Linked DNA regions of Homo sapiens: region 1 is linked to region 2. Evidence: chromatin contacts called from ENCODE POLR2A ChIA-PET data. All regions are on one chromosome and are shown on one strand. Each heading gives the region's core, a stretch centred on a gene start or an enhancer-like site at or near the end of the contact. The rest is flanking DNA. Distances are from core to core; before and after follow the strand shown.

Region 1 (2,913 bases), core at 112-2,611, 120 kb before region 2:
AGCCTGGGGGACAGGAGCAAGACTCCGGCTCAAAAAAAAAAAGTCCCTCAATTTAATTATTATTATTATTATTATTATTATTATTATTATTATTATTCTGAGACAGAGTCTTGCTCTGTCGCCAGGCTGGAGTGCAGTGGCGCGATCTCGGCTCACTGCAACCTCTGGCTCCCTGGTTCAAGCAATTCTTCTGCTTCAGCCTCCAGAGTAACTAGGATTACAGGCACATGCCACCACGCTCAGCTAATTTTTGTATTTTTAGTAGAGAAGGGGTTTCACCATGTTGGCCAGGATGGGACTTGATCTCCTGACCTCGTGATCCACCAGCCCTGGCCTCCCAAAGTGCTGGGATTACAGGTGTAAGCCACTGCGCCCGGGCATGCCCAGGTAATTTTTGTATTTTTTAGTAGAGATGGGGTTTCACCATGCTGGCCAGGCTGGTCTCGAACTCCTGACCCCAGGAGATCTGCCTGCCTCGGCCTCCCAAAGTGCTGGGATTACAACACTTTTTTTTTTTTTTTTTTTTTTTTTTGAGACGGAGTCTCACTCTGTCGCCTAGGCTACAGTGCAGTCGCGCGATCTTGGCTCACTGCAACCTGCTCCTCCCGGCTTCAAGCGATTCTCCTTGAATCGCTTCCCAAGTAGCTGGGATTACAGGCGCCTGCCACCATGTCTGCTAATTTTTGTATTTTTAGTAGAGACTAAAACCAACATGATTGGTCAGGCTGATATTGAATTCCTGACCTCAAGTGGTCTGCCCGCCTCAGCCTCCCAAAAGGAATGGAATCTTAAAAAAAAAAAAAACAGTGATGGGAACAGGATCTCACTATGTTGCCCAGGCTGGTCTTGAACTCCTCCTGACTGAACCTCCCAAACTGCTGGGATTACAGGTATGAGCCACCATGCCTGGCCAAAAGTCCCTCAACTTTCTGTTTTAAAAATTGCCACCAGACTTTTCTGCAATGTCACCTGAAGGGTTCCTGGTCTCACACAATGCCCACCCCTAAAACACAGCAGCCTAGGCCACCACGTTCTGCCAGGCGAGGTGTGTGGTAGGAAGAGGGCAGGCAGCTCTGGCCTCAGGCACAAAGGGCTGAGTCCTGGGTCCTGGGGACAGGCACTGGCAATTGAATCTGGACACTGAGCACTGGGTCCTAACACAAGAAATCATTTCCTGGCTCAGGGCAGTGATCTCTGGGTCCTAAAAACTAGGACCAGAGCAGAGACCATAGGTCCCTTATCTCTGGGCGGAGGGTGCTGGGCTAAGTGGCAGTCACCCAAGGCAGGGCCAGGGGTAAGGAGATGCCCAGCCCCCAGTTGTTTTGTAACAGCTGCTGGACTGGGCTGGAGGGGAAATTTAAGGAACCAGGGGGTGAGGTAAGGAGGAAGAGGTCAGTGGGCAGGGCAAGGCCACTCGGGCATGCTGGATTGGTCCCAGGCCCTGGAGGGCGAGAGAAAGACAGTGGCTGGATCTCTAGGGCTCTCATTGGCAGACACTGGGGCCCCAGGAACTAGGGCAAGAAGAGTGGTGAGGATAGCAGGGAGTGTGTGCTACCCCCTACCCCCAACCCCCCTCTTTGTACCCTCCCCCCTTTGTCAACCTCCTGGCTCCGCTCCCAGGCCGAGGCAGCTGGAGTGATTAGTGTGGGTGAAGGAGTACAAATGCCAAAGGCTTGTCTCACGTCTCAGAACACAGGGATCCAGCCAGAGTGGATGGCACAACTGAGTGAGAAATGGAGACCGAGAGATAAACAGAAATAAACAGGGACAACACCAAAGAGATAGAGGAGAGAAGCAGGGCGGGAGACAAAAGAAGAGACCAAAGGCCCACACAGAGCAAGGGGGTTGTGGGGAGGGAGGGTTCAGTAGCTACAGGGCAGGCTGACCTTTTCCTGTCTCTTCTCTGACCCCGTCCTGTCTGAGTTCCCCTCCGCTGTGTCCCTATCCCAGGCTTTCTCAACCTCAGCACTGTTGACATTTGGGGCAGGATAATCTTGGATGGTGGGGGTGGGTGGGTGGGTGGGGGGTGTTCTGTGCCCTGTAGGATGTTTAGCAGCCTCCTTGGCCCTTATCCACCACATGCCATTGGCACTCCCCCAACTCCTCTGCTCTTGTGACAATCCAAACTGCCTCCAGATATTGCCGGATGTTTCCTGGGAAGGGATTGCTCCTGACTGAGAACTGTCCCCAGGTAGGTTCATGTTCTTGAGAAGAGGCTACCCCAGGGTGTCTGGCTGGTTCTCCCTTCGGCCCGTGTGCACAGGGCCCCCTGGCTCTAGCATGGCTTAAGTTGCCCTAAGTCAGAAGCCGGGGAAACTAGGAGAGCCACTGAGACTGAAGAGCAGTCTAGGTACAGCAGTAACGAAGTCCCTGCCCTCATGGAGCTTCTGTTCTTATTCCACCCAAAAGGCATCCCAGGTGTGTTTTGGGATGTGCTAGGGGTGTTTCATGAGTGGGTGTGCACTCTCGTCTCTAAGGGAGGAAGAAGAGATGGGCCCCCAAGTATGTCTGGACAAGATACAGGTAACAAATATGCATTTTATTCCATGATGCTTAGATGTAAGAAATGTCCCATTTATCCAGGCATGGTGGCTCACACCTGTAATCCCAGCACTTTGGGAGGCTGAAGCGGGCGGATCACGAGGTCAGGAGATTGAGACCATCCTGGCCAACATGGTGAAACTCCGTCTCTACTAAAAATACCAAGAAATTAGCCAGGCGTGGTGGCGGGCACCTGTAGTCCCAGCTACTCGGGAGGCTGAGGCAGGAGAATGGCATGAACCCGGGAGGCGGTGCTTGCAGTGAGCCGAGATCGCGCCACTGCACTCCAGCCTGGGCAACAGAGCAAGACTCTGTCTCAAAAAAAAAAAAAAGAATTGTCCCATATATTTAATTCTCTAAACCAGATGATCT
Region 2 (2,966 bases), core at 467-2,966:
AGCTAGGGTAAGGGAGTCAAGCTGGGCCTCAGTCCTGGGGCCCCTGCGTGGCAGGAGCCTGGGGGTCGCTGGGGGCAGGAGTAACAGAGGGAGAGACTGAGTCACTGAGAATGCAGCTTTCTTTCATTTGGTCACTTCACCTCTTCATCGACCCCAGAGAGGGAGTGGGGACCCTGCATGCTGCCCCCTCCCCGCCCCCGGGGTCTTCTGGCAGGACTGGGGAAGGGAGCCTCTCAGGGGGTGGCGGTCCACGCCCAGTAGCACCTGGGAGCTGTGGGGGCCGAGGCAGTCCGAAGGTGTGGGGTAGCTCTGAGCTCATGTGCAGGTCCGGTACCCCGAGCGCCTTGCAGCGGGAGCCGGGGCCCATCAGTAATAGTGCATGCGGCCCAGGGTGCCCGTGGCCGTGGGGCTGGGCCCCAGCGTGCCTGTGCCCAGCAGGTCCGGCTGCCCGGTGCGCCAGATCTCCCGCAGGATCCGTTCGCGCTCCTCCAGCCGCTGCGCCCGCTCCAGCTCCTCCGCCGACGTGAAGACGTTGACGTTGAGGGGCCCGTCCGGCTCTGCGGACAGCTCGGGGCCCGGCAGCGTGTCGTCGGGGCCCAGCCGAGTCACCGTGTCCTCCTCGTCCTCGTCGTCGTCCTCGGGCTCCAGGGTGCTGCTGCGGGGGTCCCGGCGCTGAGCCGGGCCCCGGGGCCGCGGGCGGGGCGCCCACGAGATGCTGATGACGAGCAGGCAGAGGGTGAGCAGCAGGCCGAAGCAGACGCCCAGCACGAAGTAGAGGCCGAAGCTCTCGGGGTTGGCTGCGGGGCACAGGGCGGGGGTCACGGAGAGGCCCGGACGGGTGGGGGTTGTCCCACTTCCGAAAGACCCCAGGTTCTAGGTGTGGGGGCGAGGCCTGTAACCCCTACTCGAAGGGCATTAGGGAACCGCCAGCGGGCAAGAGGGCGGGGAGCGGGGCGGAGGGGACGGACAAGGCGCTGGGGAGGGAAGGGGATGGTGGTCAGGGAAGGGTTCAGGCCCCCAGTCTTCCGGCGCCCGCCCTCACCGCGGATGTGCGCGTAGGCAGCCAGGCTGTTGCTGAGCAACTCCATGTCCCTTCGCGGGGCATCCATGCTGCTCTGGGGGGCAGCTCCCCTACCAGCCTGCGAGGTCAGCAAAGTCAGATCCTTCTCCCAGCCTGGAGCCCACCCCGACCCCTTCCGCGGGCAGCTCCTCTCCCGGGAGCCGCGGGCCCAGGTTCCACCCTGGAGAGAGCGCTTCCCTAACTTCGTGGCGGCCCGGGGCCCTGTCGGGGGGAACCCCTCTCCCGGGCGCGGACGCCCCTCCAGTCCTGGGAGCAGCGCCGGGGACCGCGGGAGGCCCCGCCCCCTGGTGAGGTCCCCAGCTGAGGCCCGGTTCCGCCGTCCCGGGGCGGGATGGAGGATAGGGACGCTGAGCCTCCACGCCCCAGGCGGGCTCCGGGAAGGGAAGCTGCCTCTCTCCTCGCCCGGCCGCCCCGCGGGGACCCACCGGCCCGGGGCCAGGCCCACTCACCGTCAGCGCCCCGCTTCCCGGCTGCCCGGCCCCAGCGCGTCCCGCGGCCGCATACACTGGGTCCGGCCGCCCCCGCCCGCTCGGGTCCCGCCGCCCCTCCGGCCCCGCTGGGCTCCCAGGCCGCGGCAGCACGGGCGGGACACGGACCGAGGGACCAGCCGGCGGAAAGTTTCCTCCGAGGAAAGAGGAGGGACGGGGCGGGGCGGGGCGGGCGGGGAGGCGGGGAGGAAAAGGGCTGGGAGAGGAAGGGGAGAGGAGCGGGCAGCCGGGAGGAGGGAGAGCCCGGCCCGCGGGCCGTCCGTCCCCCACAGGAAACCGCCGGGGAGGCCGCGGCAGGGACCCGCCCCCAGGCCACTAACAGCAACAACAGAGAGGCTGGAGCTCTGCCTGCGTGCGGGCCAAGGGCTAAACCTTGGACAGGTTCTTTCACTTACTCCGCCTGACAACCCTGCGACGTGATACCATTATCCCCACTTCGCAGATCAAATAAACGGAGTCTTGGAGAGATTGAATTGACTTTACCAAAACCGTCAGGATTTGAATCTGCTGCTCTCTGATCCTAAAGCCTGAGCTAGAAACCACCGCTCCCCCTCCTAGGAGGCCCCTTCCAGGCAAAGCTGCTTCTCTTCCCCAGACCCATGCTGGACTGGAAGGGAGGGGACTGTCCACCCCTCCTTCCAGGGCCCAGGCTTGAATGTGTCCCCTGGCCGAGCTCTGGTCTAGTCACGCAGGGTTAATGATTGTTGGACTCCAGCTTTGAGCCAGGGCCCGGCCAGCAGTCTCGCAGACCCCAGCGTGGGGCCTCTGTGCCTGCGAGCTCCTGCGCTCTTGTGCACCAAGCAGCTTGTGGCGGCTTGTGGCAGATCCCACCCCATCCCGTCCCCCACCCCAAGGCTAAACCTGCCTGTGCTCACACACGCATTTCCCACCTGGGCTTGTGCATGCAATGTGGTGTGTGATCAGTGTGTGTGGCGGGGGGCTTCCTTCTGCCCTGTCTCCACGGGGCCCCCCCATCATGGACCTCCCCTCCCTTGCTGGAGCTAGAATGAGGGGGAGGCCGCCTTGGCGGGAGCCTTAGAGAGGAGGAGGAAAGGGGGAGAGGAAATTGCAGACATAGCTGAAGGCGCTGCCTGAGGCCTGTGGGCCAGCGACCCTCTCCCTGTCCGGGCTGCAGACCCCTACTCCCCCAGTCCCGAGACTGGGTTCAAGTAGAGGGCAGATCTAGATGGGGGAGGACTAGGACTGACTCCTATGGGGATGGAAAAGGGACTCCTGGGTGTCTTTGTGACTGTTTAGTGTGTTCTGTGAATGTGCGGGCAGGTATTTTTGCCCACATCTGTATATTTGTCTATTAATGTGATGTATTTGAGTATTGTTGTGGGGGCGGGTATGTCTGTATATAAATCTGTGCAGCCACTAGTCAACAAATACTGTGT

What was found. ChIA-PET counts read pairs that join two places held with the same protein, here RNA polymerase II (POLR2A).
Region 1: POLR2A ChIA-PET joins it to region 2 with 12 read pairs in Panc1. The contact joins the enhancer-like site here to the promoter of EVA1B in region 2. POLR2A ChIA-PET finds 5 or more read pairs at or near these places in 7 of 52 experiments (Caco-2, GM12878, HepG2 and 4 more).

Annotation. Positions count from the first base shown.
Region 1 is chr1:36,202,355-36,205,267 of GRCh38, forward strand. No RefSeq gene overlaps it. Among named protein-coding and RNA genes, the nearest start is that of THRAP3, 21 kb to the right of the region's middle. Within about 2 kb of position 1,362, at least 25 of the 41 ENCODE cell types and tissues checked have a DNase peak (open chromatin) inside an H3K27ac peak, as active enhancers do.
Region 2 is chr1:36,321,929-36,324,894 of GRCh38, forward strand. EVA1B (eva-1 homolog B) reads right to left here and starts at 1,717. Exons shown (of 3, transcript NM_001304762.2): 1 at 1,531-1,717; 2 at 1,043-1,139; 3 at 102-797. The coding sequence starts at 1,109. The coding sequence ends at 367. It also overlaps a transcript of SH3D21 not described here. RefSeq lists enhancers at 1-99, 986-1,870 and silencers at 915-1,104, 1,195-1,244, 1,305-1,664, 1,755-1,984.